Regions from separate parts of the Mus musculus genome. Here regions 1 and 2 are each linked to region 3. A link is a loop called in an ENCODE intact Hi-C map of the cell type or tissue named here. Cell type or tissue: left cerebral cortex. All regions are shown on one strand. Each heading gives the region's core, and the rest is flanking DNA. Links, peaks and the distances in the headings are about the cores only.

Region 1 (7,758 bases), core at 2,171-6,170, 120 kb before region 3:
CAACAGCAGCTTCACATTTGTGGTGTTGCCCTTTCTGCTTCTTCACACCACCCCTCCAATATCGGTGGGCCAATGCTAGAAACGCACAGGTAGTGTAGTAACCTCCAGCATACGCACCAGTTTACAGAAACGCACAGCAGCATGAAGCCCTGCCCACGGGTGGAGACAGGGGCCTGGGATAAGCCACTTCCTGCTTGCCCGGGCAGAACAGGTTGAAGTTCTCTGGCACCTGTGGCAGGGCTGGGCTTGGACAGAGAGCAGAGACAGAACCTGGAAATTACAGGTCACAAATCTCCCCTCCCTCCCCTCCACCTGGTGCCCCCTCCCTGGCCCTGTCCTCAGCCAAGCACAGGAGCAATCGCTCAAGTTTACGAGGGGCTGTGTGCAGGTTGCAGACCTACCACCATCAGTAATGGGTTGTTGTTTTTATTTTCCATTTATGAGGAGTCTGAGTTACTACCTACGGTCACCACAGCCATCAAACTGCTCCTGGGGCTGAGATTTACATACAAGCCATGTGACCTGCAACAAGCTTCGAGAGGAGAGGAATAAAAGGACATTTACAGTCTAATTAGAGCCGATGATTGATACCCCAGGACTGCAAAGATCAGCCTCATCTGCCCTTAAAAGCCTGGGAAACCTTCACCCGCAATGCATTGTTACAGGCTGTGGCACACAGGATGTGAAGCCAGGGCTCAGAACAGGTGAGCACACATTCCCTCCCTGGTGTGAGGCTGAGGAGGTCTAAGAAGCAGGTGAGGAGGAAGCCTGGGAGGGACAGCCCTCTACTCCTCTCACCATTGCATCAAATTAATGTAATAATTACCTCTATTAGCTGAACAAAGGTCCCTGACAAGCAGTTAATAAGCTCTGGTGGCCTCCATAGCTTTCATCCTAAGATCTCAAAATGTACTATAAATAATTAAATGTTATCATTTGGTGATTTGTGTAACCAAAGAACCTTATAACCTCTACTTTCTGAGTTTTTTCCCCTTCCACTTTACAATGAATACGTTAACCGTTCTGTGCCCAAGTAGAGAGTCTTCAGTGCAGAGAGCCCAGGTGGCGTGGATAAGATCACAAGGTGCCTCACAAAGGTCTTAGTCTTCACCCCCACTATCTCTCTATGGGATGAATGGCTGCCTCACCCCTGACCTTACCCAGTCTCAGGCATAGTTATATACTGTAATGTTTCCTGCTGGAAAGATCCCTGGCAGATGCACAGATCCCTCACTAGCCCTGACCCTGGCCCCTGCTACCCTGTGCATTCCCCACCTCAAACATGGTCAGAAAGTATACTCCTTTCTCATGTGGTTTAGTGGACCTATAGGTTTGGATTCTTACAAGCAACGTACAGGTTTCCGTCAAGTATCAGAAATCTGTGCCTTTTGCATCTACCATTTAGCTGCTGCCTCCCCCAAAAGCTATCATTTTCCTGTGACTAACATGTACTGGTAGCTTAATTTACAATGTGGCAGGACGCTATATCCAAAGAGCCATTTCGTCATCTGCTGCCAACAGGGCTCCAATGCTTGTATTAAGATCTGCATAGGCTAGGGCCTGTAGGAACCAAGAGCACTCTGTGTTACCCATGGGCAGGGCAGGTGTTCTGTCTTGAAGAGAGGCCTTAAGCTGAATCCTGCCCAGATACGGGCACTGCGAAGTGAAGCATTTGCTGAACTGACCCTCTCTCCCATCAGCCTGAGCTTCCCGTCTTTGAATCTTCCCTGTGTGACGTGGTAGGTAGTTATTCCCATTTCACAGGCATGGACCCTAAGATGAGAGAGTTATACAAAACTACACAAACCGCAGATGCCTGGATGAGAAGAGAACTTGGTTCCACGTTCCTCTTACAACCCCCCAGCTCATCCACTATCCAAATGAAGAAGCGATTTGACTCCTGACTGGCTTGAACTCCCGAGACCCTCTGAACCAGCAAACTAAGGGAATCAACACTGCATCCAAAGCAAAACGGGAAACTGGCAGCTATCCAGATATTCTGGCAATTCAATTCAGAATATTGGGGGGGGGGTGTTTGAGGAGTTTTACTATCATCATTATTATAATTGCCACCACAAATAAAATTAACTAGATTGTGCTAGATGTCCTCATTGCCTGTGCGACATTTAGCTGTGTCTGCACGTCAGTGAAATTATAGCAGGCCCCAGCCCATCACCTTGTCTCTATGGGTGAGGCAACTGCATCTTGTCTGTGATCGCTGCCTCATTTTCATTCATCAGATATTCACTGGGTACCAATGGTATGTCACACCCAGTGCTGGAGGTCAGGATGACATGGGTGACTGAGACAGTCCCCACCCTTGGGATCCACCCAGCCTAGGGAAGCCATTGAGTACAGATCCCAGAAGGAGGGTGTCAGGGCAGATAGGACAAGACTAAGAAATTGGAGAAGCCCAGAAGAGACCTGTCACGACCACAATATGCAGTCAGCTAGCTACTGACTCAGAGGCCACTACCAGGATCAATGGGATTTTACAGAGCTATGAAGATCTCTTTGCTTCTTCTGGGGGGGGGGGGGGACTACCTCTCAACTCCTCCTAGGATAGCTAACTCGCTTCGATCACATCGTTGTAACAAAGTACCCTAGACTGGGGGACTCAAGCAAACCCGTTTGCGTCTCATGCTCTGGAGGCTGAGAAAGCCAACAGCAGCCAAGAAATCAAAGCAGCAGGAGGACCTACTATCTAATGCACTAAACACATCTTGCTTACCTGAAGCCATCTTCTGGCTTCACTCTCATGTGACCAAGGACAGTGACAAACAATGTTCTCCTGTGTCTTCTTAGAAGGACATTGATCCCATGCGGAAGGCTCTACCGGTGTGGGATAGGTGTTCATCGTGATGCTGACCTTAAAGTACCTCTCGTGTTAATCTCTCGCTTCTGCTCTCTGCCATAGTATATGATATTGGGTTCTTGTACTTAGCCCTGGTGTTTTTCATGGGTTCGAAAGGATTCTCTCCTCACCGAGAGCACACTCCCTTGGCTATCCCTTCAAACAAGAAGTTTTTCCTCACTCAAGGGAGAGTCTAGTAAGGCCTACTTGGGGTCATTTTTTGTTTGTTTTTGTTTGTTTGTGTTAAGACAGAAACTCTCCCTGTCCAAGACCAGAACTCAACACAGTAGCCAACCTGCTTTATATGAGCTCTTAAGACCCAGGCATGGACTATTAGGAGGTTAAATGATGAACAGACAGTCACAGGGCAACAAACACTGTCCTCTCCCATAGACGTTCATCCTAAGCATTTGAAAGACAACCTATGGGATGGGCGAAGACAGGCATTGAGAGTTGTTTTATAATCTATAGAAACCTAACCCAAAGAGTTTGGTAACAGTATTTGATGCTCATATCAAAGAATCTAGTATGTGGTACCACTGCTTGTCTGTTAGTTCCGCAAAGCTGCATACAAATTAGGATCTTTGCATCCACTCCAGAGAGCCATCATCTATACAATGGAGTCTTACTCTGTCTATCTGAAGTAACAGGAGTTTGACTAGGGCACTACGCTGAGTGAAACAAGAAAGTCACAGAAGGGATGTATGTATTTGGTTCCATTTAAATGATATATTTAAGAGAGTCACCCTTAAAGATGCAGAGAATAGAATTCTGGTTGCCAGAGGCTGGGCACAGGGAAGGGAAAAGGAGGGTTAAAGGCTTCAGTTATGCGAACCGACTCTAGTGAATTGGGACACAGCACTGCCTCTGTGGCTAACAATACAGTATTCTGCACCAAAACATTTTAGAGGGGAAAAAACTTCTCATTTTAATTGTTCTTATCACACAAAGAAATGGAGAGGGAGGCGAGAGAACACAAGGAACTTTTGGAAATGGGTGCATACATTACCTTGATTAGGTGATGGGATCATGGGCGCTTAGTCCTCTGCAAACTCATCAAATTCTATACATTAAAACTTGGTATTTTTAATATCAATTATAATTCCATAAACGGCTTTAATTTTAAGTCAAGGTGAAAGAAACCACATCAGTTCCTAGAAAGCCTTGGACATAGGAATCCTGCCCCATCCTTATGCCAGACTCCATAAAAATCTCCCTTTTATGCGGCTGGCTGTGTGGACAGAGGAGCATTCCTGACTGAGTTGGCAACTCTATAGAGCAGATCGCAGGCACTTGGACTTATTGGCTCTGACATATGGGTCATGCTCCCGGGCTGGGGGTTTTTGTTTTGTTTTGTTCCTAATATATATAGTTTTATAAGATTTCTTTTATGTTAGGCTGACTCTTTGATCTCCCCAGGAAACTCTCCCCCCGCCCCCGGGTTTTCTTTTAATCTACAAAAATCACTGACCACAGCTGCAGACTGGGAAGGATTCCGTAAAAAAAAAAAAAAAAAAAAAAAAAAAAAAAAAGACAAGCAGAGCTGCAGAGTGAGAAAGTAGAGCACAGGCCAGGAGAGAGATAACAGCAGAGACTGCAGCATGCACTCTGAAACCCTGAAGGATGCGGCTAGCAATCTGGAGCATCCCAGACTCTGTGATTCAGAACGCAGGATTTCGGGCTCTCTGCGTTAAGCTTGGCTCACTTGGCTGCCGCTTTAATCCTTGCAGAGGGAAAACATGATCTGTTTTAAAACGGGAAGAAACTGAGGCTCAGGGATATCTTAGGCTGGGTCCCTCCAAACAGGCACAAAGACTGGCGCCCCTTCCATTCTTTTGGTCCTTTTGAATTTAAAGAGGAATTGCAGCCACACACAAGGTGCTTCAGTATATGTTTATCCAGGCTCCCCAATGGCAACATTTTGCCCAACTTGTATTGACTTTATCATTCCCCTGCTCTCTTCGCTGAGAACTCTGATGATAATAAAGGAGAAATAACTTAGAGACACCAAACATCTTTACCACTAAACGTTTCAATGTGCATGACCTAGGAACAGGGGAGCTCTTTAACACAGTCATGGTATAATGGTCAAAACTAGTGCATTTAACGCTGGAACAACGACACTCCACCTACAAAGCACATACTCATTTTGTCAATTGCGTTAATTAAAGTCTTTTATAAGCTCTGTGTTCTTCCTGGTTCAACCATCCCAGGCCATGCATTGTATTTGATACCCCTGGCTCTTTAAACTCCCTTTGGGCTAATGCTTATTTTTAGCCTTCCTTGACTTTGAAATGCTTTAAGAGTACTGGCCAGGAATTGTGCATCAGGTTTCTCAACTTTAGTTTGTTGGACAGATATACAGACAGACAGACACACAGAGGTGGGGAGGGAAGGAGGGAGGGAGGGAGAGAGATAGAGAGGGAGGGAAGGAGAGAGGGGGAATGAGAGAGGGAGACAGAGAGAGAGAGAGAGAGAGAGAGAGAGAGAGAGAGAGAGAGAGAGAGAGAGAGAGAATGCAGCAACAACAGCACCTCCACTTGAAAGCATTCCAGGAAGAAGGTTTGTGAGGAGTGGTGACTTCAAGGGCACCCAGCCGGGGGAACACCCAGGAGGAGAGGATCTGGATGTGTCCCCCAGTGTCAGTCACATCTCTGAGTTACCCCAGTTGGAGAGCAGTGGAGCAGAGGGCTATAAATCCCATCCCCTGTCCTCATTTTCAGCTTGGAGTCCCATACACAGGTGCTGCAGCCATGGAGGCTCCCCCAATCAAACATAGCGAGGGATTTGGGGAATAAAGTCAGGGCCCTGACTCTGTTAACCACAAAGGGTTTGCCACACCCAGCATCGCACAGCCTCCAATGGTGAGCTCCAGAATTCCACCAAGCTCCCATAACATTGCCCATAGCCCATCACTTCCCGGGAGAGCTAAAGTCAGTTGACTCTGTAACTCAGTGTTTTTTGACTGACTGTCCAAAAGAAGACCTTCTGGATGGCCTCAGGATTGACTTCAGATCCAGTCTGCCTAGGCATTCAGTGCGACTGGGGCCCCACAGAGGAGAAGAGCCCCATGAGCTCTTAGAGATAAGTTAGAAGTAACAAATCAAGACTAGGGATGGCTGGGTTCAGATTTCCTGGAAAGTCTGGGCCAGAGGCCAAGACAGAATCCAAGGGGCAAAGTTGAACAGCCAAGTCAGGGGCCAATGAGCCCTGGTGAGTTGCCCAGGGACCAGAGTCCCTGAGTCAGACTAGGACAGAGCAGGAACTCCAGGGTAGGAGGCTCAGATCTCTGGAGGCTCCAATAAACTCACTGATCAGCTTCATTGCTGTTCCTAGACACCTACTATGTGTCAGATGCTATTTATGGCCAAAGATAGAACAGTAGATGCATTAAGAAAAATAAATCTTAGCCCTGTATGTTTATTTTCAGTAAGAGGAGAGAGGAAAGAAGCAGATGTAATGAATAAGAAGATTACAAACAGGGTAGAGTGGTATGTACTGGTGTTCAGGAGTTTGAGCGGAGGGATCACAAATTTAAGGTAAGCCTAAAACTACATAGCAAGACCCTATGTCAACCGAAGGGGTGTATTAGAATGGATGGGGAGGGGCCTTGTCAGTGTCCTGCAGAAATAAATGGAGCAAGGAGAAGGTGCGGTTGCAAAGGTATGAGGCAGGGGGATGAGCAAATCTGCTTTGAGAAGGTAACAAAATCTCAAGTGTTCCTAAGGGCAATTCGTCCCACTGGAAGGCAAGTCCCTTTCTTTCCTGTTAGGATTCAGAGATTCCAGCTTCCTAGGTATTAATCGGGGTTGATTCCATTTGAAGCCAGATTTCTAAGCAGCATAAAGGTCTCTGGTAAAGGTGAAGAATTGTAAAAAAAAAAAAAAAAAAAAAAAAAAAACTTAAGATCTTCTCTGGGTGCAAAGACCAGAAAGCAGGGAGACATGACATTTAAAGTTCCACCTGGACATGTGCCAACAGCAGGGACTATGACCCCAGACTCTAATCATCCAGGCAAAATGTGGGTCATGGGGGACAGAAGTAGAACCTGAGATTTAAAGATTCGCAAGTGGGCTGAGAGGAAGAATGTCAAAGGCCTCCTGCGGCCCCACTGGGGGCTAAGTCTACTATCAACACTAGCAACTCCAGGCCCCATTCCGAGTCAGCTGCTGTCCTAGACAGGGTGGATGCCAGCAGGAGGCTGGGTCTGTAGTTATAGCTGTTAGCCTGAATTTCCCAGACTACCTTCCGTGTCCCACATCATCACGTCACCCAGCACTCTCAGCCTGAGACTTTGCACCATGGTTAAGTCGAGATTCTAACCTCGTCCCTAGCCTGAATCTATTCCTCCTAACCAACTCCACTGAACTCCGCAGGCTCATACAGGAACCTTGTCTGCAATGTTCATGGTGGCTTCTTCTTCTCCTGTCCCTTCTTACAGTTCCAGCTCCTTAGATGACTTCTAAATGAGTACCTACTAAGTGCCACACATCATAAGCCTAGAGACCACTCTGCAAAGGATCTATGTCTTCCATTAACAGCTGTCATTTCACCTAGAGCCCCAGGGCAGTAAATAAGTATAATGAAGAAACACGCACCCAGGATTAGAACCCAGACCCAGCAGCCCCTGCTTTCCCATAATGCCCTGCAGCCTCCAGCCATGTTTCTCAACTGCAAAATGGGTTCAATAATACATGCCTCAGAGGGCAGTTGTGAGAGTTCAACATAAAGCCATCCACACAGGACCTGGCACATTCGGGAAGTGTTATGCTCATACCGGAAGCAGCATCAACCTTTACCCACCCACCCCCATAGAAATCTTATATTGGAAAGTCCATAGGAATTCTTGAAAACAATTCAACCCTCTCTCCCAATAGAAAGCCACTCCAGTTCCCAAGCCCTTA
Region 2 (7,758 bases), core at 2,171-6,170, 720 kb before region 3:
CAGTCCCATATCACCTAAAGAAATAGAAGCAGTTATTAATAGTCTCCCAACCAAAAAAAGCCCAGGACCAGATGGGTTTAGTGCAGAGTTCTATCAGACCTTCAAAGAAGATCTAATTCCAATTCTGCACAAACTATTTCACAAAATAGAAGTAGAAGGTACTCTACCCAACTCATTTTATGAAGCCACTATTACTCTGATACCTAAACCACAGAAAGATCCAACAAAGATAGAGAACTTCAGACCAATTTCTCTTATGAATATCGATGCAAAAATCCTCAATAAAATTCTCGCTAACCGAATCCAAGAACACATTAAAGCAATCATCCATCCTGACCAAGTAGGTTTTATTCCAGGGATGCAGGGATGGTTTAATATACGAAAATCCATCAATGTAATCCATTATATAAACAAACTCAAAGACAAAAACCACATGATCATCTCGTTAGATGCAGAAAAAGCATTTGACAAGATCCAACACCCATTCATGATAAAAGTTTTGGAAAGATCAGGAATTCAAGGCCCATACCTAAACATGATAAAAGCAATCTACAGCAAACCAGTAGCCAACATCAAAGTAAATGGAGAGAAGCTGGAAGCAATCCCACTAAAATCAGGGACTAGACAAGGCTGCCCACTTTCTCCCTACCTTTTCAACATAGTACTTGAAGTATTAGCCAGAGCAATTCGACAACAAAAGGAGATCAAGGGGATACAAATTGGAAAAGAGGAAGTCAAAATATCACTTTTTGCAGATGATATGATAGTATATATAAGTGACCCTAAAAATTCTACCAGAGAACTCCTAAATCTGATAAACAGCTTCGGTGAAGTAGCTGGATATAAAATAAACTCAAACAAGTCAATGGCCTTTCTCTATACAAAGAATAAACAGGCTGAGAAAGAAATTAGGGAAACAACACCCTTCTCAATAGTCACAAATAATATAAAATATCTTGGCGTGACTCTAACTAAGGAGGTGAAAGATCTGTATGATAAAAACTTCAAATCTCTGAAGAAAGAAATTAAAGAAGATCTCAGAAGATGGAAAGATCTCCCATGCTCATGGATTGGCAGGATCAACATTGTAAAAATGGCTATCTTGCCAAAAGCAATCTACAGATTCAATGCAATCCCCATCAAAATTCCAACTCAATTCTTCAACGAATTGGAAGGAGCAATTTGCAAATTTGTCTGGAATAACAAAAAACCTAGGATAGCAAAAAGTCTTCTCAAGGATAAAAGAACTTCTGGCGGAATCACCATGCCAGACCTAAAGCTTTACTACAGAGCAATTGTGATAAAAACTGCATGGTACTGGTATAGAGACAGACAAGTAGACCAATGGAATAGAATTGAAGATCCAGAAATGAACCCACACACCTATGGTCACTTGATCTTCGACAAGGGAGCTAAAACCATCCAGTGGAAGAAAGACAGCATTTTCAACAATTGGTGCTGGCACAACTGGTTGTTATCATGTAGAAGAATGCGAATCGATCCATACTTATCTCCTTGTACTAAGGTCAAATCTAAGTGGATCAAGGAACTTCACATAAAACCAGAGACACTGAAACTTATAGAGGAGAAAGTGGGGAAAAGCCTTGAAGATATGGGCACAGGGGAAAAATTCCTGAACAGAACAGCAATGGCTTGTGCTGTAAGATCGAGAATCGACAAATGGGACCTAATGAAACTCCAAAGTTTCTGCAAGGCAAAAGACACTGTCAATAAGACAAAAAGACCACCAACAGATTGGGAAAGGATCTTTACCTATCCCAAATCGGATAGGGGACTAATATCCAATATATATAAAGAACTCAAGAAGGTGGGCTCCAGAAAATCGAATAACCCCATTAAAAAATGGGGCTCAGAGCTGAACAAAGAATTCTCACCTGAGGAATACCGAATGGCAGAGAAGCACCTGAAAAAATGTTCAACATCCTTAATCATCAGGGAAATGCAAATCAAAACAACCCTGAGATTCCACCTCACACCAGTCAGAATGGCTAAGATCAAAAATTCAGGTGACGGCAGATGCTGGCGAGGATGTGGAGAAAGAGGAACACTCCTCCATTGTTGGTGGGAGTGCAGGCTTGTACAACCACTCTGGAAATCAGTCTGGCGGTTCCTCAGAAAACTGGACATAGTACTACCGGAGGATCCAGCAATACCTCTCCTGGGCATATATCCAGAAGATGCCCCAACTGGTAAGAAGGACACATGCTCCACTATGTTCATAGCAGCCTTATTTATAATAGCCAGAAGCTGGAAAGAACCTAGATGCCCCTCAACAGAGGAATGGATACAGAAAATGTGGTACATCTACACAATGGAGTACTACTCAGCTATTAAAAAGAATGAATTTATGAAATTCCTAGCCAAATGGATGGACCTGGAGGGCATCATCCTGAGTGAGGTAACACATTCACAAAGAAACTCACACAATATGTATTCACTGATAAGTGGATATTAGCCCCAAACCTAGGATACCCAAGATATAAGATATAATTTGCTAAACACATGAAACTCAAGGAGAATGAAGACTGAAGTGTGGACACTATGCCCCTCCTTAGATTTGGGAACAAAACACCCATGGAAGGAGTTACAGAGACGGAGTTTGGAGCTGAGATGAAAGGATGGACCATGTAGAGACTGCCATAGCCAGGGATCCACCCCATAATCAGCATCCAAACGCTGACACCATTGCATACACTAGCAAGATTTTATTGAAAGGACGCAGATGTAGCTGTCTCTTGTGAGACTATGCCGGGGCCCAGCAAACACAGAAGTGGATGCTCACAGTCAGCTAATGGATGGATCATAGGGCTCCCAATGGAGGAGCTAGAGAAAGTAGCCAAGGAGCTAAAGGGATCTGCAACCCTATAGGTGGAACAACATTATGAGCTAACCAGTACCCCGGAGCTCTTGACTCTAGCTGCATATATATCAAAAGATGGCCTAGTCGGCCATCACTGGAAAGAGAGGCCCATTGGACTTGCAAACTTTATATGCCCCAGTACAGGGGAATACCAGGGCCAAAAAGGGGGAGTGGGTGGGCAGGGGAGTGGGGGTGGGTGGATATGGGGGACTTTTGGTATAGCATTGGAAATGTAAATGAGTTAAATACCTAATAAAAAATGGGAAAAAAAAAAGAAATGGATAGATTTGTACTGATATGGGTTTTTTTGTTGTTGTTGTTTTTTTTTTTTTTTTGGATAGTTTCAGTAAATATAGGAAGCAGAGCAAAAAGAATTGGGAGCATAAAGGCCTTTTTGGAATGAGAGGTTTCTACAGATGACATTCTAGAAGCATCTATCTACACAGAGATGAAGGTACCTGGGATGAAGGGAAAGTAGTGGGCCATGCAGAGAAATGGGAACATTCTCGATAGTGTTCTTCATCTGGGTTGGGAAGTGTCCGTGTGAGCATGTGGACCAGTGTGTGGACAAGTATATGACCTCAATTGCAATGAGTCCTACTTTGAGATGCTATGGGGACATGAGAGGAAAAATGAATTCTATTACTTCTCCAACCCCCTTCTACGTTTTCCTCTGTTCCTGTGTAAGAGTCAGGTGCCTTACAGACAGCACATTCACCTCTCTCATAAACCTTCAATATAAAATATATTACCAGGAAAAATGCACCCAAAATAGTAGGTCCCTTGGGCTTTGGTTTGTATGTTCTCCTTTGTTAGCAATTTCACAGGCTGAGGGTAGCATCTTAACTTCTGTTCAAAGATGCTACTACTCTCACAAGATAATCCAAATGTCACCATTTTTATGTTGTGGGATATACTTAAGGAAAATTAAAGGTGCGACTTGAGGCAGGGAGGACAAAACTTTCTCTAAGTGTAAAGGAAAGATAAATCCCCTGCTGCTCTAGGCACTTGTGATGAAGCTGGCTGCTCTCATCACTGCTGCTGACCCTGTAACCAGGATTTAAAATTACAGCATTGACACAGGCATGATGGTGTGCATCTTGACAGGCAGAAGCAGGTGGATGTCTGTGTGTTCAAGTCCAGCTGAGTTCCAGTCCAGCCAAGACTGCCTAGTGGGACCCTGTCTCAAAAATAATGTAAAAATCTTTACATGTGACTGTTGATGGGGTGTGATTGGGGGTAGGTGGCAGTTTGACAAAAGGCAGCATTTCTATCTCGCACATTTCTTCTGCTTGTTACAGGAGACACACAGCTTCTCTGTCAGTTCTATGCGAACACAATTCCTTAGAATGCCTTAAACATCAGTGTTCATCAGAGCATGGCACTTAGTAGGTGCTCAGCAGGGGGCAGTGTGACACAATGGTTAAAAGCAGAGACAATAAGATGTCCCCGAGCCTCCTCTTCCTCTGCAACACAAGAGTGATCAGTCACTTACATAAATCCGAGATGAGTTACATAACTCATACTTATCCTACACACAAAAGTAGCCAATGAATAATAACTTTGAAATTTACTATTATAAAATATCTCTCTCCAACCTAGATCTCTCATCCCAACTCCAGACCTGGCTATGTTTGTCTAGAAGGTCAGGAAAGGAATCTAACTTAAAATACCTACCTCTTAAATCCAACTAGTGGCTGTTCTGAGCTATCTGGTATCTGCCCACTGTGTCTTCCAGTAATCTAGAATCCAGTTCCAGGGAGTTTTGTGAGTTATTCAGAATTCTCCCCACCTCTGTCCACTGAGTTAATCAGAGTTCTTCCCATAAGACCACCTAAAAATGTCTCCTGAAGCTTCCCATCTTCCTTGATACCCACCACCTCCACAGGTGGTCTGCACTGCCTATCACTACTGACACCCCTGTCTGGTTCCACGTTGCTAAGACCATTCTTATAGGACACACATTTTGGTTCTGCCGCACTTTGCTTGAAACCCATCACTATGTTCCAAGACTCTTGGGATAAAAAAAAACAAATTATTCTTCACCGGCAATTCTGCTCCACCCCCCTGTACTGCCCTTCCCTGCACCCCCTCCACCACCCTTCCCTTGCAACTCCCACTTATTGCAGGGCTGTTTCAGTTCCTTAATTAATAGTCATAAAAAGCTACTGATTCTCTGGGTCACAAAGCTTTAGCACCAGCTGTGTCCCTTCCCTGTCACACCCAGCTTGGCCTAGCTAACTCCACCCATCCTTCAAATTTGTTGTTTCCCTGGGAGACTATTTCTGAATGGACTCATGCCCCTTCTCATAGCTCTTGTACCTATCTTTTGTGGTTGTTCATCACAACATGATGCTGTATGTATTTTAAAAGATCCACAGGACAAGAAGAGAGGAGAAGACTCACTTCGGTTCTCCTTTGAATTCATACTGTCATTTATATCTCCTCTCTCTCTCTCTCTCTCTCTCTCTCTCTCTCTCTCTCTCTCTCTCTCTGTGTGTGTGTGTGTGTGTGTGTGTGTGTGTGTGTGTGAAATGGGGGTTAAAATATTATTAAAAAAAAAGGCTGGCCAGTAGTGTAGAAATGGGACAGATGATGGCAAGCTGATATTTGGATGTCTTGATTCAGTGGGATGCTGCAGAGCACCATATAAGCATCGCTCCAACTGGATGCCATTCCATGAACTTTGGTATGACTTCCTCTCATTACTGATGATGACCAAAGTTTTCCACATTCAGTGTAGAAATAGATCTCCTGGGAATCCGGTGAACACTGTCTGGAGAACATCTCTCCCAATCGTGGAGCAGGTGTTCCAGGGACTTTCCAGGGCCAGATGATCCCACTGATGATCTAAAACACAACTCAGATCCACAAGTTGGCTTGCAACTCTCCTAACTGCTCTGCCACTGGCACTTGCACCTCTTCCTACATATCCTGTGATGGAAAAATCGATCTTACTTAGCAGAAAAGAAAACTGGACCACGGTCCACTTTAAATATACTTGCAATGCCTAAGGGGCTTCTTGGAGCTTCTGATGTACAGAACCAAGAACTGCCCCTGCATGTGAGGGTGTGTACAGCACCCTTGGGTACCCACTAACAAGCTGAAGCCAAGTTGAGGTGGGAAGAAAGTAAACATAAGAGGTGCCAGTTAGAACGAAGAATCAAGAAGACCAAGTTGCTGCTCCCTCATCAACAGATGCAGAGTCAAACACCATGACAGCGTCATCAAGATGGCATTTTCCATTTTTATCTCCTTTCACATTTGCAAAAACCAGGACCCAAATAGATGAAGAAACTGAACCTAAGTTGAGAAGCTGGTGAGGATTTGAGGGAACCCCGAATTAAAAAACACACAGACCCTATGCTATTTAATCTGGCCACACTGCATAGCTCCCAAGGGAGATTCTGTAACATGACCATTTTTCTCCATTCCCCAGTAATGTAGACTTCATTTTTTCCTTTTTTTTTCAATGAAAGAAAACTCTTGAGTGAGTCTAAGGTGTATTCAGAGTAGAGAACTATTTTCTAGTTTCTATATTTACCTCTAGAAGTAAGTCAAAATATTCAAACTGAGACCTATCAATGCTTTAAAGATAAGGCTGCAGTTTAGGGAAACATGGTAGACAGAACCAACAATATCCATATTCTTTGCACTGGAATGCTGGGTAACAAAAAGTTTGTAGTGTTTATAAACCCTGCCTCTGGTAACCTCTTAAGATTGTCCCCCCAAATGGGGAGCAATAACATGCCCTGTTGTATAGGTGAGAAATGAAGATTCTGGGTGCTTGGGTGCCTTGTCTTGTCACATGGGGATAGCATTAAATTCGGGAACGTGTGAGCTAAGCACTTTGTTTCCTTGGGTACCCTTGCACAGGTCACAGATTTTCTTCACCAGTTCAGATCTATGCAATCCTCTCCCATGCTGCAAGGGTTGGAAACAGCAAAGGCAGAAGGATGCTCATTGTCCATATTAGACAGGGATGCTCAATGAGTGGGAGTTTGGGAAACATACCCCTGCAGCTAATGTAATGAATGGATTTTCACATAGTACATAGCAAAAATGTTCAACAAAATAAAAGATACTATGGGCAACCAAGTGTCCCTCCATGACTGATTCTCTAGGTGCATCCTGGGTATCTGCATGTCATTGATATTGAAGGTCTAGAGCATATGAACTGGGATCGAGGCTGCCATCTAAGTATGAGTCTCTGTGATTCTCTGATCAGACTTCAATCCTCAAACACTCAAACAGCAAGTGAGGGACTGATCATTTACAGTTACACAGTGAGGAATTTCCAGGAATGATTTCCCTGTAGCATTTTAATAAGTAATCTATAAATAATAATTTATCGAAGTTGCCCACCGTGTTAGAAAAAGGAATATATTAAAGAAGCCTGGCTAATTGAAGCTGGCAGTTAAGTTCCCTGAATCGAAACCAATCAGTTTATCTACATGGCTTTAAAGAGTTGGGATGAAAATTGCTCATTATGTTCCAACATCCTGATATCCAAAGATCCAGATGTTTCACAAAATATTGACATGGCCTTCCAGGAAACCTACGTGCAACACTGAGTTTAAAACATTCGGATCCAATTAAAAATAAATTGGATCAGAAAGTGTCTTACTTCTCTTTCACTGGGAGCTGAAGAGTCTTGGAAACTGACAGCTGCGTGGCCCACGTCAGCTAGATTGCTGGTTCTAAGTTGGATGGACACACAGCTTGAGTTGTCAGTGACTGCACCCACTCCTTCCTAAAACTTCCTTTCTGTGGACAATCAATCACTTAGGCACCATAGTGATCAGCCCAATGAGGCTTCCATGGGAGCAGAAGAGACTTCAGCAGACAAGGCTGGGTTTCTGGTGGTGGGAGAACTT
Region 3 (7,758 bases), core at 2,145-6,144:
AAATAGGAAACCATTTTAATAACCAAAAAACAGAAACCAGTCTGAATTAAAACTACAATAAGACTAGATTTTAATATTTTCATATCATAAGCAGGGGGTTGAAATTGATCCCTTATTTTACATGAAATTAAAAACAATTTCTGTTGCGTTGCGGCAAGTTTGATTTCAACACAGTTGAATCAGTAAAAACCAAAGCTCGTTTCCGATGCAGGACGAATATCCACAATATTTAAAACTGCAAGCACCATGCGGTTCATACAATCTTGTTATTTACTGTAAATTGTATCAACTAATACAAACTCAAAACAAACAAACAAAAAAGCATCCAGCCAGCAGTGCCAGCAAATTCAGGTGGGGATTTTTAAAAAGTCCGCTTTCATTTTGGTATTTTTTTTTTATTGTCAGTGCAACCGAATCCTCTTACTGACCCGCAGAAATGAAAGTAACAGTAAAGAAAAACACCTAGACCTCCCCTATAACTACTGTACAACGGAAGGGACTTGAACACCACCATTAAGTCTCCCTGCTCTCCAGACAGCAGAGAAACATATAATGCACTGGTCTAAAGGACACACTTGAGAGTTGCAGCGTTAGTTGCCAATGTGTGGGTTTCTAGTACATTCTAAGAATGGCTGTTTGGCTCAATGGGAGCTCAGATCATCACACGTAGCAAGAGGTGGAAGAAATCTTTTCACCCTAAGCCCTGGGGGGAGGGAGTTTGCAGTTAGCGCTCTTCTAGAGGATTCCAAACCAGCCCTGGGTTGACTTCTTAGGACGCAAAGCCTGTCTTGTTTTCTTCGTGTGTGTGTGTGTGTGTGTGTGTGTGTGTGTGTGTGTGTGTGTGTGTGTGTGTGTGTGTAGAGGAGCAGTCGTGGGTGTGTGTATGTCAATTTGGCCCCAAGACCCAACAATAATAAAGGACACACTCCTGCACGATGTGGATCTCGGCATCTGTCTCTCCCTTAGCTTTCCCTCAACAAAACTTAAAACTGAAGTGGGAAGGACGAGGGGGGCGAAGAGATAATCCCAAGGATTCCCCGGACAAAGTTGGGCTTGGTGGGTTTTTTCTTTCTTTTATTTTTACTTACAAACAAAAATGGCATAATAATAAACCCAAACAAAGACTCAGCTTGCTGCTACCTTCTCAAGATGGTTTGGCCGGGGCGGGTAATCTACAAGCCGGCCGGCGACTGAAACTCTGCTCGCTCGCTCGCAGCCGCAGGAGTTTGGGAACTGCATCCCTTCTCACCCAAAGAAACAAGGGGGTTATGATTCATGATCAACAACATGCTAAAGTTAAACAAGAAAATGGTACAAAATAGAAATTATTACCATACATGTCCAGCATGCAGGATTAATATTTTTAATGCAGATTTTCGTATTTTTCTATATAATCGAGCAGGCATTAAAACTGATGAGATTTTTTTTTTCCTTCGCGCGCCGAAAGTCCTAACTGAGGCCCGCGTCTCCGGCTGAGAGCCAGTGTTCTCCGTACTCTGGACAGACAGATCTGTCTGTTTTTCCTTCCTTAGCTCAGCCTTGCCTCGTGCCCACGGGGACTCCAGAGTCCCTCTCCTCTCCTCTGCTCTTCCTGGGACGAACTGAGTCCTGGGCTGCAAAGCGGCGGCCCTGGCACTCACAAAGTTCTCAGAGCCAGAAGTGTCCAGACGGCCTTGGCGACTCCTTGGAATAAGCCTCGCGGCCTTCCAGCTTGGAGAAAAGTTACTCCCGGACCTCGCACCCGCCCGGGTTTCTCTAACTCTGCCCAAGTCTAAGAGGCTGCGCCGCCCTGAGCTGCCCTCTTCTTAGCCAAGGTTCTCTGCCCGCCCGTGCTCCCGCCTGACTCCCGCGACCCGCGCGTCCTTCCTCCCTCTAGCTCAAGTCAAACAGGTCAAGGCCGGGGCCATGGCAGGGACAGGGAGTCCAGGGCTAGGGGCGCAGAATAGGGAGTCTGGGCCAGGGCAAGGGCGGGGGCCGGACCCGCCAGGACTCACAGAAAGAACTCAGGAGAGGAGGGGCTGTCGCTGGTGGAGCCCGCCTCCCTGAAGCCGGAGTTGGCGAGTTTCTCGCACTTGACCTTGTAGGCGTCTCTCTCGCGGGCCAGCCGGGACACCTCCTGCTTAAGCTGCTCCACCTGCTGAATGAGCTGCGTCTTCTCGTTCTCCAGGTGATGTTTCTGCTGGACGCGTTTATACCTGCACGACTGGGCGTAGCCCCGGTTCTTCAGGGTCCGCCGCTTCTGCTTCAGGCGGATCACCTCGTCCTTGGTGAAGCCCCGCAGGTGGCGGTTCAGCTCACGCACCGACATGGACACCAGCTGGTCATCAGAGAAGCGGTCCTCCACACTACCGTTGCCGCCCGCAGCCGTCGCCGCGGCTGTTGCGTGCGGTCCCGGCCCCGGGTGGCTAGTGGGTAGCTGTTGCGCGGGACTGGCAGCGCTGGACGGCGGGGGCGACGCTTGGTGATGATGGTGATGGTGCGGGTGAGCGTGCTGGCCCAGGTCATCGTGAGTCACACCTGCTCCTGGGTACCCGTGGTGCGGATGAGGGTGGTGGTGGTGGTGATGGTGGTGCGCACTACGGAAGCCGTCGAAGCTCTGCAGCGGCTGGGGCACTGGGTGCGAACCGATGAGCGCCTCCACCGCGTCCTCGGGCGTCAGGTTGAGTGCCTCGGGGTTCATCTGCTGGTAGTTGCTCGCCATCCAGTACAGGTCCTCGAGATGGGTCTTCGGTTCAGTCGGACTGAAGCTGGGAGAAGAAGGCACGGAGCTGCACGGAGTGCTGAGCGGGGTGGACGACACCGAGCCAGCAGGCTGCAGGCGTGTGCATGGCCGGCCCGGACGCTCCGCGCGCCCCAGGGGCTCCTTCTTCACGTCGAACTTGAGAAGGTCGAAGTCGTTGACGTACTCCATGGCCAGCGGGCTGGTGGGCAGCTCTTGCCCCATGCTCAGCTCCGCGGCCATCGCTAAAAGCGAGGCTCAGCCGCCGCTGCCGCGGGGAAAACTTTGCGGCCGGCCGGGACGCGCCGAGCCAAACGCGGGGGCGAAGAGCGGCAAGCCGGGGAGGCGGGGAGCCGAGGGCGCAGCGGGCCGGGGCCGCCGGCCAAGCCTTTGTCTGGGGACGCGGCGGCGCGCCGGAGAGTCCTCCCGAGGCTGCCTGAGCTGCCCCGGAGCTTGGGGCTGCGAGCGCGCCGGGAACGAGTCAGGTCGAGCCGGGGCAGGGTAGAGAAGCCGGCGAGGTGCGCGCAGGGGCAGAGGGGAGGCGCGGGGCAAGCGCCCGCCGCTCGCTCTCCGACTCTTTGGCTCTAGGGCTTTCTTGCTTGCAGCCGCTCGCAGCCCGGCGGTGCAGCTGTGCAGGAGCTGGCGCCGCCGCCGCCTTTTATCGCTTCCTGATGTCACTGGAGCGCGGGGGCCCAAGCGGCCCGGCGTGTTGGCCAATGGCTGCACGGCCCCCGCGGCCCAGCGACGCTGGGCGGGGCGTGCCTGACAGCTCCCCCGCCCCCCCGCGTCAGCTGACTGGAGACCGGAGGAGCCCCGAAGCCGTTGAGGCCTGGAGGAGGGCTGGAGCCGAGTGGGACGGACCGCCTGGTCCCAACCCCCAACACCCTCTGAGTCGAGGTTCCCGCACGCTTGCCTTCAGTGCGCGCCCCACTTCTGGACCAAGCCGCCGTTCCCACCCCGCTGTCTGCACTCACGCCTCCCTACATACTCTTTACACTCCCACCCTCGGCCCGTGTCACCCCCAAGTAGGCTCAGAATAAGCGCCCGGGATGTCGCTTCCCTGGCCCTTTGTTCCCAAGCGGCCCCCGCCCAGTGGGCGACGCTCCGTGTGTCCTCGGCGCCGCGGGCCGAGTGAATGTGTGTGGTGCGTGCCTGTGTTTCGGTAGCTCTGTCTGCGCTAATGTATGCGGTGGGGGAGGGCGGGGTTGGGGCTCCAAGAGTTCTGTTCAGATCTAACTCTTAACCTCTAGGAAGGTTCCTCGGGCCAAGAGACGCTGTTCCTCTCTTAGCCGGTTCAGTGATTGAGCTCAGAAGACAGAGCTCCAGTGGTCTCGCAGCTCCGTGCATTCGCCACCCCCCCACACACACCCCCAAACGCTCCCAAAGAAGATAAACAAACAAACAGAGTTGGCCCAAAGGCTCTGAATACCTTTCACTTGCCAGTCGTGTGGAAACCTTACAACTCCGAGGCTCAGAGCCGAGACCAACACCGGTCTGTGCACTCAGTGGCTCTGGGATGCTGGGGAACCCGGCCCTGTTTTTGTCTGAACGTTTTGTAAGGATTAAGCTGATCCAAGCTTCTGACGGCTGCAAGGAGATTCAAACAGGCATAAAGTGCGACCCCAAGTGGCCACGGTGCGCAACGGCGCCCTGAACCGGTTTGTTCTTTGCGGGAGGGAAGGCTTGGATGGCGTCTCGGACCCGTGCAGGTCCAGCTAACTGATCCGGCCAAGCCAGGCCTGAACGCAGGCTGTGTGCGGCCTGAAAGCCAGGGCAGACTCCTCTGGAACTATGCACAGGCCCTCCGACCCCATCTTTGGACTCAACCACTAACCCTCTCTGCTCACCTTTTCTGAAATTCCATATGCAAGCCTTCCAGGTGTGCTTGTGGGCTACTCCTCTCAGGAAAGGTCCTGAGCTGGGAAGATCAGTATTCTAAACTGAAAACGCCAGGTGACGAAGGTTCAGGGCTACCGGATGAGAAACTTCTCCGGAACGCAGACGGGAGGAGGAAGGCAGAACACTGGGCTTTCAGACAGGGCTGTTGGGCGCCGACAGAGACTCCCTGCCCTGGGCCAGAAGGGCAGGAAATGTGGGACTTTCCTCAGACCCCGACCCCGACCCCAAAAGTGAATAGATGTCGAATTCGCTGGATCCGGAGATCCGACCCGGCTCCCACGTCGCTTTTTGCTTCCCAGCTCAGGACGCGGAAAGATGAGCGTCAGAAAGCGCGCTGGGTGAGTGTGTCCTAGCTGCTGGCTGCACAGGACCTGCCCTCCAACACCGCGCACGGGGGGCTAGTGACCCGCAGCATTGACAACCAGACCAGACCTTTTCCCCCCTTTTAACAGAAAGAAAAATTTGCTTCCAATCAATAAGAAAAGCCTTTCCCCCCTTCTTAAATCCTTAGGGAAGGCGGGGTAGAGACTGGTCACAGGAGCCTAATTTTAACCAAATGGGTGTATTTTAACTAAAACTTCACCTAAAAGGTTTAGATCAGTGAACTGCTGGGGAAATCTCGAGCCCTTTGGAGAAGTGCGCTCTCGGCAGAAATGATTCGACTGCCTAGGTAGAGAGCCAGGGCGGTTAGGCTGAACCTCCCACAGATGAGATGGGCGATGAGGACACAGACTCTCGCCTAAGAGTCGCAGCTGCGGTCCTGCGAGGAGAGCGCGCTCTCGGACCTCGGCTCAGCCAGGGGACGTTGAGACCATCAGGTTTAGAGTTCCGGGTCTCTGCAAACCGGGGTTTCAGGCTCGACCACCACACGCATACTCTCTTAACACTCATGGGGCTCCAGCTTTAACCTCGCCCCACTCCCCCCACCCCCAGTCATCCGAGACGCAGCGCTTCCCGAGTACGCGCCTCACTGCAAACCCTCCTGGGAACACCGGGGAGGGCAGCAGAGCAGGGCTTGCTCCCGCGTGTCTCTGTCATCACGGAGGGCTCAAACCCCACTTCTCAAGAATGTGGCCCTTGAAGAGGACTCTTGTGGCCCCAGACCAGTAATTGTAAAACTCCAGAAGAAGCGCTACTCTCTCAGGCTTGGGGGACTCGGCCTTTGTCCCGGCCGTTTTTCTCCTCTTTGTCCCCGTGACTATCTCTGTTGTAACCACTCTCTTCCTCTGAGCTTTAGATGAGCTATCTCAGCGTCTCCTAGGTTCACTTTCCCACCCCCCAACCCGTTTCCGTCCTGGAGTAGCCCCTCCTTCCAGAGAGAGAGAGAGAGAGAGAGAGAGAGAGAGAGAGAGAGAGAGAGAACACCACACTCCGGTGGGCGCAAGAGTGAAACAGGAGGGTTGCCCCAATTGAAGGCCTTTGCTCGCAGCCTATCCCATTTCAATGGTCCAGCCTCCCCCATTCTAATTCCTATGCGCTCTGCTGCATGGTTTTGGAACTCCTGGGCTAATGACCTTTCTCTCTCCAGGCTGCCACTGCAGACTCAGTATTCGCGTGAGGATTCCTCCCAGTCCATGGTATCACAGCAGGACAGGACAAAGGACTGGTCCCCCCAACCCTGAAAGGCAGGGGAGGTGGAGAGGGTTCAGGGACGCATTTTAACTCGGAGCCCAACGCGCAATAAGACCTCGATGGGTTGTTGAAAGAAGTGGAGAAGCAAGGGGAAAGAGGCAGGAGGCCCAGGCACCGAAGGAAAGCCGGGATTGCCAGTGGCCAGAGCCCCTGTACCCAACAGTTCCTACCTAGCGCCTAAATACATACTTGAGGATTTTTTTTTCTCCAAAGCAAGCCCTGCTGCATCATCCTTTAACTACATCGCAGTGATGGAAGGACTCGGAAGGGTCCTAGATACTTGGCCTTGAGGTACTCTTATTTTAGGAGCAAAAGTTACTCTCCAAAAGAGCAAGTATGAGGTTCTCTCGACACTGCCTTCTTCGTGACATCTCTGCCATGCCATCAGGGTAATTTGATAAATACCCAGCGGCGCGCCTTTCAGCCTGCGCTTTCGGACTAGGGCGGCGCCCTGGCACCTGCGCTGAGGTGCGTGGCTCTTCCCGGTTTCCCGGAGGGCTGCAGGTGCTTTGTGAGCAAGTAGGCGGATCTGCTCTGCGAGTGTAGGAGTGAGATTTATGGCACATAGGAGGCGCGTGCGTGTGTACGTGGTGTGTGTGTGTACTGGGTGAGTGACCACATCTTTCTGCATGTAGAAGTTGGAGACTTGCAGCCCCTTACATAACAGGGGCTGTCGGAAGTCACCAAGCAGAAACCCTTGGACTTCAGGGCCCCAGGGCCTGCGTTTTACTGGGGAGGGAGTAGCGTTTGGAAAGAAAAACAAGAAAAACCTCAAAAGCCTGCCTTTGGACATTTTGTTGCCCAGACTTCTCGTGTAGCCCTGAGGTCTGCGCTATCTTCACAAGACCCCTAGAGAAGATTCCCTGCGTTGCCTGAAAACCTCTGGAAGTCTGGCTTCCAAATGCGTGGTTGGCTAGGGCGTCCTGCCCTCCTTCTTCCTCCCTCTCCACAGTAGCTATCACTTCCACTTAGTCCCTCCTCGCACAACCTCCATCAAAATCCAAAGCAGCACTTCCAAAAAGGGCTGGTGCTATTCTAGATCCTGGTACCTCTGGCCCTGTAGCAACCACAGTAACACCATCTATCTGCCCAGCGGGGATGGAGAACCCCTCCAGCGCACAGCCAAGAAGCCTGGATTTGTTCTACAGCAGCAAAGTGCACTTCTTTTTGCTTTGTTTTAGTGTGTCAGAGAGATCATTTTAAAATTCACACCAGGCTCACATTCCATAACCACTGAGTAGTACAGCCTCAAAGAGAATTTGAAAGGTCTATTATTCACATTGCCATTGGATTCTGATACTCACATCTCTCATAGGCAGCAGCTATCATTATTCCTACTTTGCATAGATTGGCTGGCAATTGTCCTACGAGTTTCACATTCATAAAGGGCCCTGAGATGGCCAAGCTCACCCAAAGGCATAGGGGAGGCTCATAGAGGTTAAGTGCTTCATTTAAATGTGCACAGAGGTGATAAAGCAGAACTTCTGACATCAGTCCTGTGCAGTGGG

What was found. A loop is a pair of places that touch in the nucleus more often than their neighbours do. Peaks named below come from ENCODE experiments on the same cell type or tissue, not always from the same donor. Only the 100,000 strongest peaks of a DNase experiment are listed, where the experiment ranks them.
Region 1: a loop joins it to region 3, with 2.2 times the contacts of the local background. A loop is called at or near these places in 2 of 42 quality-filtered maps.
Region 2: it touches region 3 in a loop (4-fold over the local background); 11 of 42 quality-filtered maps call a loop at or near these places.

Annotation. Positions count from the first base shown.
Region 1 is chr2:160,240,514-160,248,271 of GRCm38, forward strand. The region is part of intron 1 of Gm34805 (a long non-coding RNA gene); the gene reads right to left. Among named protein-coding and RNA genes, the nearest start is that of Gm34805, 5.6 kb to the right of the region's middle. RefSeq lists an enhancer at 3,980-4,644. In left cerebral cortex, for the core only: no CTCF peak of the experiment used is centred there; a DNase peak (open chromatin) is centred at 4,530.
Region 2 is chr2:159,641,776-159,649,533 of GRCm38, forward strand. No RefSeq gene overlaps it. Among named protein-coding and RNA genes, the nearest start is that of 4933416E03Rik, 300 kb to the right of the region's middle. In left cerebral cortex, for the core only: a CTCF peak has its summit at 4,283 (motif pointing right); a DNase peak (open chromatin) is centred at 4,299.
Region 3 is chr2:160,363,715-160,371,472 of GRCm38, forward strand. Mafb (v-maf musculoaponeurotic fibrosarcoma oncogene family, protein B (avian)) reads right to left here and starts at 3,351. Exons shown (of 1, transcript NM_010658.3): 1 at 1-3,351. The coding sequence starts at 2,962. The coding sequence ends at 1,991. In left cerebral cortex, for the core only: CTCF peaks have their summits at 3,366 and 4,351 (motif pointing left); DNase peaks (open chromatin) are centred at 3,450 and 4,323; H3K4me3 peaks cover 2,566 bases; H3K27ac peaks cover 1,246 bases.